Linked DNA regions of Homo sapiens: region 2 is linked to region 1. Evidence: read pairs that join two places in POLR2A ChIA-PET (ENCODE). Cell type or tissue: GM12878. All regions are shown on one strand. Links, peaks and the distances in the headings refer to the core of each region. The heading gives the core; the rest is flanking DNA. Region 1 overlaps PEAK1 (pseudopodium enriched atypical kinase 1). Region 2 overlaps PEAK1 (pseudopodium enriched atypical kinase 1).

Evidence for each region. ChIA-PET counts read pairs that join two places held together with the same protein. Peaks named below come from ENCODE experiments on the same cell type or tissue, not always from the same donor. Only the 100,000 strongest peaks of a DNase experiment are listed, where the experiment ranks them.
Region 2: POLR2A ChIA-PET joins it to region 1 with 17 read pairs; 4 of 35 experiments call an interaction of 5 or more read pairs at or near these places.

Annotation. Positions count from the first base shown.
Region 1 is chr15:77,407,642-77,413,025 of GRCh38, reverse strand. All of the region lies in intron 1 of PEAK1 (pseudopodium enriched atypical kinase 1), which reads left to right. Among named protein-coding and RNA genes, the nearest start is that of PEAK1, 9.8 kb to the left of the region's middle. In GM12878, for the core only: no CTCF peak of the experiment used is centred there; DNase peaks (open chromatin) are centred at 1,587 and 3,065; H3K27ac peaks cover 512 bases.
Region 2 is chr15:77,178,745-77,184,128 of GRCh38, reverse strand. It overlaps PEAK1 (pseudopodium enriched atypical kinase 1), which reads left to right. Exons shown (of 10, transcript NM_001385026.1): 7 at 2,089-5,339. The coding sequence starts at 2,203. Among named protein-coding and RNA genes, the nearest start is that of LINC00597, 44 kb to the left of the region's middle. RefSeq lists enhancers at 2,204-2,293, 4,135-4,274. In GM12878, for the core only: a CTCF peak has its summit at 4,342; DNase peaks (open chromatin) are centred at 886, 2,298, 2,448 and 4,288; H3K4me3 peaks cover 1,576 bases; H3K27ac peaks cover 4,636 bases.

The sequences.
Region 1 (5,384 bases), core at 70-5,069:
TTCTATCTAATCATTTATCTCAGTTCAAATTCATAGATATTTATTTTATTCTTAGTGTTAGAATTAAATGCTATCATTATTTTGTTGCTCAAATTATTCCAGTTTTGGCCCTTGGGATCTCTTTTAGGTCTACTTCTGTGTCTTTTTGGCATATTTCTATCCTTTTTTTATGCGTATGTACATGCACACTTCTTTATTCTCTGACACTACCACATGCTTCAGGTTCATCTTGTTTTTTTTTCCTACCTCAGCCCTAGAATCAATTATTTCTCTAAGGAACCTTGGTTCCTTTCATTGGAGGATGATATTTTGAAGCCAAGATCTGGATGCTAAGTGTGCTCATTGCTGTGGAGTATCATTGCTCCTAGACTTTCTCAGTGGAAAGAACTAGGAAATGCATGTATGTATACTAATCCACGTATCCATGTACAATTATGTAAAAATCTGTATTTCTGTATATAAAAATATAAATATACTGATTGTCTGTGACTCTAACTGGATATGTTTTGATACAGATAGATTTACTGATGGATTGGTTGTAGAATGTGAAAAGAAAAGAGTAATGGATCACTCCAAGGTTTTTGACTTGAGCAACTGGAAGGATAGAGTTGTCATTAATAGAAATGAGGAAGACTTGAGGACGGTGCAGAGCAGGTTTTTGGGGAGAGTTTAGGAGTTCTGTTCTAGACTGGTTAAGTTTTTGAGATGTCTAATAGACATGCTAAGTAATAGAGATATTAAGTCAGCAGTTGAACATGGGAATCTAGAGTTCAGAGAAGAATGGTCCAGGTTACATTTGGGACTTGTCAGTATAGATTAGATCACCTGAGGAGTGAGGGTAGCTAGAGAAGAGAAGAAATTTAAGGACTGGCCCATGGGGCATTCCAGTCAGAGAGATAAGGAGGAGCAGTTCCACATAATGATAAGGGCTGAGGTGTGGTTATAGGGTGGATTTCATATCATTAATAAACACTTAATACCTATTATTTGCAAGATACCAAGTTATGTTTGGGGTTAACATCACTCCCTCCATAAATTTATAAGACAAATTACAGACTTAAAAAGAGAATAGCAGTAGAAGGCCACATACCTGATAAAGATATAAAGTACTAGGGGCTGGGTGTGGTGGCTCATGCCTGTAATCTCAGCTCTTTTGGAGGATGAGGCGGGAGGATCACTTGAGGCCAGGAATTTGAGACCAGCCTGGGTAGTGAGACCCACCCCCAACCCCCATCTTTACAAAAAGTAAAAAAGTATTAGCTGGGTGTGCTGGCCCATGCCTGTTTTAGCTACTTAAGTGGCTGAGGCAGGAGGATTACTTGAGTCCAGAAGTTCAAGGCTGCAGTGAGCTATGATCGCACCACTGCTCTCTAGCCTAGGTGACATCGCAAGACTGTATTTAAAAAAAAAGGTATGAAGTACTAATGAAGCTTATTAGAGAATGTGGACATGAGAAACTATGAACTCAAATATGTGTCAGCTATATTTAAACACCGATGTAAGCATGTGTGCGTCAAGAAACTTGTCAAGGCTTTATGTACACACTAGTAATTATCAACCAGTAGAAGTTTCTCCATATGTTAACATTAGTTTCGGAGGTTGTTTCTGTTCTTACTTCCTTTCCATTATTAGGTCTTGGGTTGTTAATTGTGCCTGTAGTCATTGGCTATCAATTAAGCCACTCAGTGAACTGATGAGGAGTGTTTCTGCTGCCCTCGACTTTTTAATTTTTGGCTCTCTGCTACCTTTTCACAATCAATAGGATTTAACTTCAGACTGCATACAATCAAATGTTTCCATTTACAAGCAGGGTTGTAAATCAAGCAGGGTTGGCCTTACCATCTGCCGTGAATTTGCCCCACCTTTTTTTTTTTTTAACTATTTCTTTCACATGTGGTCTTAGACATTCACATTTATCATCTGGTTATTAAAGTCAAACCCAAAATAACAATTTTAGAATTTTAAAAATAATTACAACATGTAGCCTGGTAAACCAAAGTTTTAGTAAAACATTTTAATTTCAACCCCTTTGCATTAAAAATAGGTAGGCTTTCATTGCCAGCTGATAAGAGGTGGTAGTATGGCATGAGGCAGGCAAATAGCACCTATCTAGTAATTATTTAAGTGTCAGTCACTCTTCAGGAACTACAAGAAAAATAACAGGTGTATCTACTTTGTAGGATAGGGGGCAGGTAATTGCAGGATTCCATTCTTATTTCTACCTCCGAATAGTCGACAAAGCTATTATCCAGGTTTATGGACCAGTGTGTTGTATTTATTAGTTGTGAGAAATCTGAGCATATTTATATGCTGAGTGGAAAGAGCCAATGCATTGAGTGCAAAGACTGTATCTTATTAGCACAGTTCCTAACAAGTAGTGGATATTCAAATATTTGTTGAATGAAAGATTTCAATAAGGTACTTTACCCTTATAAAATTTAAGACATGAAGATTTATTTAGCTTGTTCAAGAAAGCTGAAGATATTAAAAATTTTCATTGTTTAAGTCAGAGTTAGTGTAAAACAAAATAAATCTGTAAGGTAACATCCTCATTTTAGGCCAAGCCAAACAAATCATACCACTTTGTAAAAACATGATCACAGACGGGTGCGATGGCTCACACCTGTAATCCCAGCATTTTGGGAGGCCAAGGCAGGCAGATCACCTGAGGTCGAGAGTTCGAGACCAGCCTGACCCACATGGAGAAAGCCCATCTGTACTAAAAATACAAAATTAGCTGGGCGTGGTGGCGCATGCCTGTAATCCCGGGAGGCTGAGGTAGGAGAATCACTTGGGAGGCTGAGGAGCTACTCAGGAGGCTGAGGCAGGAGAATAACTTGAACCTGGGAGGCAGAGGTTCCAGTGAGCCGAGATCATGGTGAGCCAAGATCGTGCCATTGCACTCCAGCCTGGGCAAAAAGAGCGAAACTCTGTCTAAAAAAAAAAAAAACACACACACACACCAAAAAACAAAACAAAACAAAAAAACCACGATTACTGTCTTTCAAGTAGCTCATAACCTGCCCTCCAAGAATAGTCAAGAATTCTAGTTCAGAAGTCACACTGCCTGGATTTGAATTTACCAGCTCAGCCACTTCCTGGCCATGTGACTTTATGTTAGTTTCTTAACTGTGCTTCAGTTTCCTCATTTGTAAAATAAGGATAATACTTGTACTTACTTTATGGGGTTGTGAGGTGAAATTAGAATATATGTCATGCATATATACAAGTGTTCAGTTTTTAACTGTTATTCTAAAAATGCTAAGAGGCTAGTATCTTAAGGTTTTTTATTTTCTCAAAATTGCATATGCTGAGTGTTAAAGGAAAACAAATCCCTCTGTGAACAAGAAAAAACACTGACAGAAAGTATACCACTATACTCATAATGATATGTTGAGACAGTGAGTAATGGGTTTTCTGCTTTTTGCCATCTCCATTTTTTCTTTTATTTGTTGAACAGATTTTTATTAAATGCTTAACTATGCGTCAAACACTGGGCTTTCATGAGCATGTTACTTTCTGAGAGTAAGCAACATTGTGGTTAAGAACATGGATTTGGGACCCAGACTGCCTGGAGCTGAATCTCATCTTTACCACTTGGGAAAATCACTTTCTTTCCTGGTGCCTTAGTTTTCTTATGTGTAAAATGGGGGAAGTGATAGCATCAACCTCAGAGGGTTTTTAATGAGCTCATATTTGAAAAGTACTTAAAATAATGCCTGAAGCATAGTATCATGTGTGTGCTAAATAATATAAAAGATGATAGAAATATTCCATTTAAAAATAAAGATTTTAATTTTCCCAGTACATTTATACTTTCACCCACATTGACAGGAGCACTTTTATTGTTTAAAGTTAGGGTCCCCTCTTAATTTTCAAAGTAGATTCAGTTTTGTTATCGCAAGGGAAGATGCCATGGTACCACTCTTAAATATTTTTGTGTTTGTTTGTTTTTGAGATGGGGTCTCACTCCGTTACTTAGGCTGGAGTGCAGTGGCATGATCATGGCTCACTGCAGACTTGACCTCCCGGGCTCAAACGATCCTCCCACCTAAGCCTCCTGAGTAACTGGGACCACAGGGGCATGCCACCACATCCGGCTAATTTTTAAAATTATTTTTTGGAGACAGTTTCCCTGTGTTGCCCAGGATGATTGCAAACTCCTGGGCTCAGGTGATCCTCCCGCCTCAGCCTCCCAAAGTGCTGTGATTGCAGGCATGAGCCATCACATCCTGCTTCAATTCTTAAATATTTTGGAATAATTAGTTGAATATTTCAAATGCTGAAAAACTGCCTTCTTTCTAGGCGTGCTACAATATTTGTAGATTTTATTTGAGTATGAAGTAGTTTTTTAATTGTGGAGGTTTGTGTGAAAGAAGAGTTAAGGCATTGGAGAAACAGTAGAAAATATCTTCTAATGCCAGTTCTCTACTTCATTTGAAAAACTGTTTCTGCAGCAGTATTCCTAGACTGTTTTTTTTTTTAAATTTTTATTTCATAGGTTTTCAGGGAACAGGTGGTGGTTGGTTACACAGATAAGTTCTTTAGTGGTGATTTCTGAGATTTTTGGTGCACCCATCGCCAAGCAGTGTACGCTGTACCCCATGTGTACCCCTCACCCCCCTCCCACCCTTCCCCCTGTGTCCCCAAAGTCCATTTTATCATTCTTATGCCTATGCATCCTCATAGCTTAGCTCCCACTTAGAAGTGAAAACTTGTAAGTTCTCAGGTTTTCCATTCCTGAGTTACTTCACTTAGAATAATGGTCTCCAATTCCATCCAGGTTGCTGCCACTGCCATTATTTTGTTCTTTTTTATGGCTGAGTAGTATTCCAGGGTGTGTGTGTGTGTGTGTGTGTGTGTGTGTGTGTATGTATATATGTGTATACATGTGTCTATATGTATATATGTGTATATATGTATATATGTGTGTGTATATATGTGTATATATGTATATATGTGTATCTATGCATGTATGTGTATATATGTATATATGTGTGTATATATGTGTATATGTGTACGTGTGTGTATGTGTATATATGTATATGTGTGTATATATGTGTATATATGTGTGTATATGTGTATATATGTGTGTATATATGTATATATGTGTATATATATGTGTATATATATATATATATATCATGCTTTATCTACTCGGGCATTTGAGCTGGCTCCATATTTTTTTGCAATTGCGAATTGTACTGCTATAAACATGCCTGTGCAAATGTCTTGTTCATATGATGACTTCTTTTCCTCTGGGTAGATACTCAGGAGTGGGATTTGCTGGGTCAAATGGTAAATCTACTTTTAGTTCTTTAAGGAATCTCCATACTGTTTTCCATAGTGGTTGTACTAATTTACATTCCCACCAGCAGTGTAAA
Region 2 (5,384 bases), core at 297-5,296, 230 kb after region 1:
CTGGGCACAGTGTCTCATGCCTGTAATCTCAACATTTTGGGGAGGCCGAGGCAGCTGGGTCCCTTGAGCCCAAGAGTTTGAGACCACCCTGGACAACATGGAGAAACCCCATCTCTATAAAAAAAATAGAAAAATTAGCCAGGCATAGTGGCATGTGCCCATAGTCCCAGCTACTCCAGAGGCTGAGGTGAGAGGCTTGATTGAGCCAGGGAGGTTGAGGCTGCAGTGAGCTGTGATCATACCACTACACACCAGACTGGGTGACAGAGTGAGATCCTGTCTCAAAAAAAAAGATCAAAAATCATATATATTTGGTTAAGTGTCTGCTCAAATCTTTTACCTGTTTTTTATTGGGTTTTTCTTTTTGTTGAGTTTTGAAAGTTCTTTATATATTCCAAATACAAAGTCCTTTGTCAGATATGAATGTTTCACATAATTTCTCCTACTCTGGGGTTTGTCTTCATTCTCTTGTCATTTTTTTTTTGGCAAATGTTTTTGATAAAAGGCAAAATATATTTAGGTACAATATTTTATAACAGAGGTTTGCTAGTGAGAAGAATGAAATTCCATTTTGGGGAGGATAACATTGTGCTTGATGGGGGTTCAAAGTTAGTACTTCCTCTCATCAAAATTGATTACAAATGTTCATCTATTAATTCATATCTGTAATGAAATTTTACGTATTTCATAATTTTATTTTATAATTTTATGTATTATCTTTGAAAAATGTAATTTCACACAGCTGATAGATGCACCAGTGGAAATCCTGCAATTTGTAGAGTGCCACAAAGCAGTAAAAGTGAAGCATACAGTCTGTGTGTCACACATTTCATAGCTACTCATCTCTCCATTGTAGCACAGAAGCCACCATAGGCAAATGAGTATGTAAACAAATGAGTGTGACTGGCGTTCCAATGGAGCTTTATTTGTGGGTACTGAATTTAGAATTTCATATAATTTTCACTTGTTGCAGAACATTATTCTCGTTTTGATTTGTTTCCAACCATTTAAAAACATAAAAAGCATCCTTAACCTTGGGATACAAAAACAGGAATAAGCTACATTTGGCCTCTGGGCTATAATTTGCTTACCTTTCCCCCTTCTTCCCCCCTTCATCTATCAGTGTTTTATAGTTTTGCTCATATAGATTCTAGATTTTACACATATTTTGTTGGACTTATATACGTAAGAATTTCATGGGTTTTGGTCAGAGCTGTCTTTTTAAAATGCAAATTGGATTATGTTGTTTCCCCTATTCAAGACCCTTCAGTGGCTTCCCACTGCTCTTAGGATAAACTCTATAATCTTTAAAAGCCTAAAAGGCCTTGCATGATCTGGCCCCTGGTCTCCTTTTCAGCCTTTTTTTTTTTTTTTTTTTTGAGACAAGGTCTCACTCTGTCACCCAGGCTGAAGTACTGTGGCACAATCTGCTCACTGCAACCTCCACCTCCCAGGCTCAAACAATCCTCCTGCCTCAGCTTCCTGAGTATCTGGAACTATAGGTGTGTGCTACCACACCCAGCTAATTTTTATATTTTTTTTAGAGATGGGATTTTATCATGTTAGCCAGGCTGGTCTTGAACTCCTGGGCTCAAGGGATCTTCCCACCTTGGCCTGCCTCCCAACATGCTGAGATTACAGGCATGAGCCACTGCACCCAGCCCCGAAGCTTCATTTTCAATGCATTGAGTTTGAGGAGTCTACGAAATGTCTAAAACATTCAAGGGTAGGTGGAAGAAGAGGAATCTATAATGGGCTGGGAAGTGTTAGAGAAATTGGTGGATAACAGAAGGAGTGGTATCAAAGGCATTTCTGGGAGGGAAGGTCACAGAATCATTGCAACAGAGACATCAAGCTGAAGATTATGTATGGATAGATAAGAGTGCATAAAATTATAGTTAAAAAGCTCACTTTCCAAATGCTGATTGGCTAAAGGGAAATTACAAAGTACACAAATTAGTTTAGCTCTCAGTCTTTTAATTTAAGGAAAAGTTTAGGAATGGAGTCAGTTTTTTCAAGTCACTAATAATGGTAAGTCTCATAGTGCCTTTTTCATTCAGATTTTTTGTCTTCTTTTCCCCTCCACAGATTGATCATTCTTAGAAGAGCTGCTGTAACACATAGGGGAAGTGAAAACTAACAGATGAAAGTTTTGTCATGCACTGAAAGAAAAGCATTGTCTGTGAAGTTCTATTTTTAAAAATGTCTGCTTGTAACACCTTTACTGAACATGTTTGGAAACCTGGTGAATGCAAGAATTGCTTTAAACCTAAAAGTTTGCACCAGCTTCCCCCAGACCCTGAGAAGGCACCCATCACCCATGGCAATGTGAAAACTAATGCCAATCACAGTAACAACCACCGCATCAGGAACACGGGCAATTTCCGGCCTCCTGTGGCTAAAAAACCCACTATAGCTGTGAAGCCCACTATGATAGTGGCAGATGGGCAAAGTATATGTGGTGAGCTTAGCATCCAAGAACACTGTGAGAACAAACCTGTCATCATAGGGTGGAACCGAAACAGAGCTGCCTTGAGTCAGAAACCACTTAACAATAATAATGAAGATGATGAAGGAATTAGCCATGTTCCTAAGCCTTATGGCAATAATGATAGTGCAAAGAAGATGTCAGATAACAATAATGGACTAACTGAAGTGTTAAAGGAGATAGCAGGCTTGGATACTGCCCCTCAGATAAGAGGAAATGAAACAAACTCCAGAGAAACATTCTTGGGAAGAATAAATGATTGCTATAAACGATCATTGGAAAGAAAGCTTCCACCAAGTTGCATGATAGGTGGGATAAAGGAAACTCAGGGCAAGCATGTTATTCTGAGTGGGAGCACAGAAGTGATTAGTAATGAAGGGGGCCGGTTCTGTTACCCAGAGTTTTCCAGTGGCGAGGAGAGTGAAGAGGATGTACTTTTCAGTAACATGGAGGAGGAGCACGAGAGTTGGGATGAGAGTGATGAAGAGCTGTTGGCCATGGAGATTCGCATGAGAGGGCAACCTCGCTTTGCCAACTTCAGAGCAAACACATTGTCTCCTGTTCGATTCTTTGTGGACAAAAAATGGAATACCATCCCCCTGCGAAACAAGTCTCTGCAGAGAATCTGTGCTGTGGACTATGATGACAGCTATGATGAAATCCTGAATGGTTATGAGGAAAATTCTGTGGTCTCTTATGGACAAGGAAGCATTCAGAGCATGGTGTCATCTGACTCCACATCACCAGATTCTTCTTTAACAGAAGAATCACGTTCTGAGACAGCCAGTAGTTTATCCCAGAAGATTTGTAATGGGGGATTATCTCCTGGTAACCCAGGAGATTCTAAGGACATGAAGGAAATTGAGCCCAATTATGAAAGTCCCTCTAGTAATAATCAGGATAAAGATTCATCACAGGCTTCCAAAAGCTCAATAAAAGTTCCAGAGACCCACAAAGCAGTCCTTGCTCTCCGATTAGAAGAGAAAGATGGCAAGATTGCTGTACAAACTGAGAAGGAAGAAAGTAAAGCCTCTACAGATGTTGCTGGGCAAGCAGTAACCATAAACCTTGTCCCCACAGAAGAGCAAGCAAAACCTTACCGAGTTGTGAACCTGGAACAGCCATTGTGCAAGCCATATACTGTCGTGGATGTGTCAGCAGCCATGGCCAGTGAGCACCTCGAGGGCCCTGTTAACAGCCCCAAGACAAAAAGCTCATCCTCTACTCCAAACTCTCCAGTTACATCATCTTCATTGACACCAGGACAAATAAGTGCCCATTTCCAAAAATCCAGTGCAATTCGATACCAAGAAGTATGGACTTCTAGCACCAGTCCACGACAAAAGATACCTAAAGTAGAACTAATTACTAGTGGAACTGGACCAAATGTTCCTCCAAGGAAAAACTGTCACAAATCAGCACCTACATCACCCACAGCTACAAACATTTCCTCCAAAACCATCCCTGTTAAGTCACCTAATTTGTCTGAAATTAAATTTAATAGTTATAACAATGCTGGTATGCCACCTTTTCCAATTATCATTCATGACGAGCCAACTTATGCTCGGAGTTCCAAAAATGCTATCAAAGTTCCCATTGTTATCAATCCAAATGCATATGACAATCTAGCTATCTACAAAAGTTTTCTGGGAACAAGTGGAGAACTCTCAGTGAAGGAAAAAACCACAAGTGTAATAAGCCATACTTATGAAGAAATAGAAACAGAAAGCAAAGTGCCTGATAACACCACTAGCAAAACCACTGACTGTCTTCAAACTAAAGGGTTTTCAAACAGCACAGAGCATAAAAGGGGCTCAGTGGCTCAGAAGGTTCAAGAGTTTAACAACTGTCTCAACAGAGGTCAGTCTTCACCACAGAGAAGCTATAGTTCCAGCCACAGCTCCCCAGCAAAGATCCAGAGAGCCACTCAAGAGCCTGTGGCCAAAATAGAAGGCACTCAGGAGTCTCAGATGGTGGGCAGCAGCAGCACCAGAGAGAAAGCAAGCACAGTGCTTTCTCAGATTGTGGCTTCAATCCAACCCCCACAGTCTCCTCCAGAAACACCTCAATCTGGCCCTAAAGCTTGCAGTGTGGAAGAGCTTTATGCCATTCCTCCAGATGCTGATGTTGCTAAGAGCACACCTAAGAGTACGCCAGTCCGGCCCAAATCTCTCTTTACATCTCAGCCTAGTGGTGAGGCTGAAGCACCTCAGACCACAGACAGTCCTACCACCAAAGTACAGAAAGACCCATCCATAAAGCCAGTCACCCCCTCTCCCTCCAAATTAGTGACTAGCCCCCAAAGTGAGCCACCAGCTCCCTTTCCCCCGCCACGCTCTACTTCTTCTCCTTACCATGCAGGTAACCTTTTGCAGAGGCATTTCACCAACTGGACCAAGCCAACCAGCCCTACCAGGTCAACAGAAGCTGAATCAGTTTTGCACTCTGAAGGCAGCAGGCGGGCAGCTGATGCAAAACCTAAGCGCTGGATATCATTTAAAAGCTTCTTCCGCCGTCGGAAAACAGATGAGGAGGATGACAAAGAGAAAGAGCGAGAGAAAGGGAAACTGGTGGGCCTGGATGGCACAGTCATTCACATGCTGCCTCCTCCTCCAGTTCAGCGCCATCACTGGTTCACAGAGGCGAAAGGAGAGTCCAGTGAGAAACCAGCCATTGTCTTCATGTACAGGTGCGACCCTGCTCAAGGCCAGCTCAGTGTGGATCAGAGCAAGGCTAGGACAGACCAGGCAGCAGTCATGGAGAAGGGTAGAGCAGAGAATGCATTACTACAGGACTCAGAGAAGAAGAGGAGTCATTCTTCTCCATCACAGATTCCTAAAAAGATTCTCAGGTATGTAAAATAGACTGGAAGAATATGGGAATTTTTTAACACATT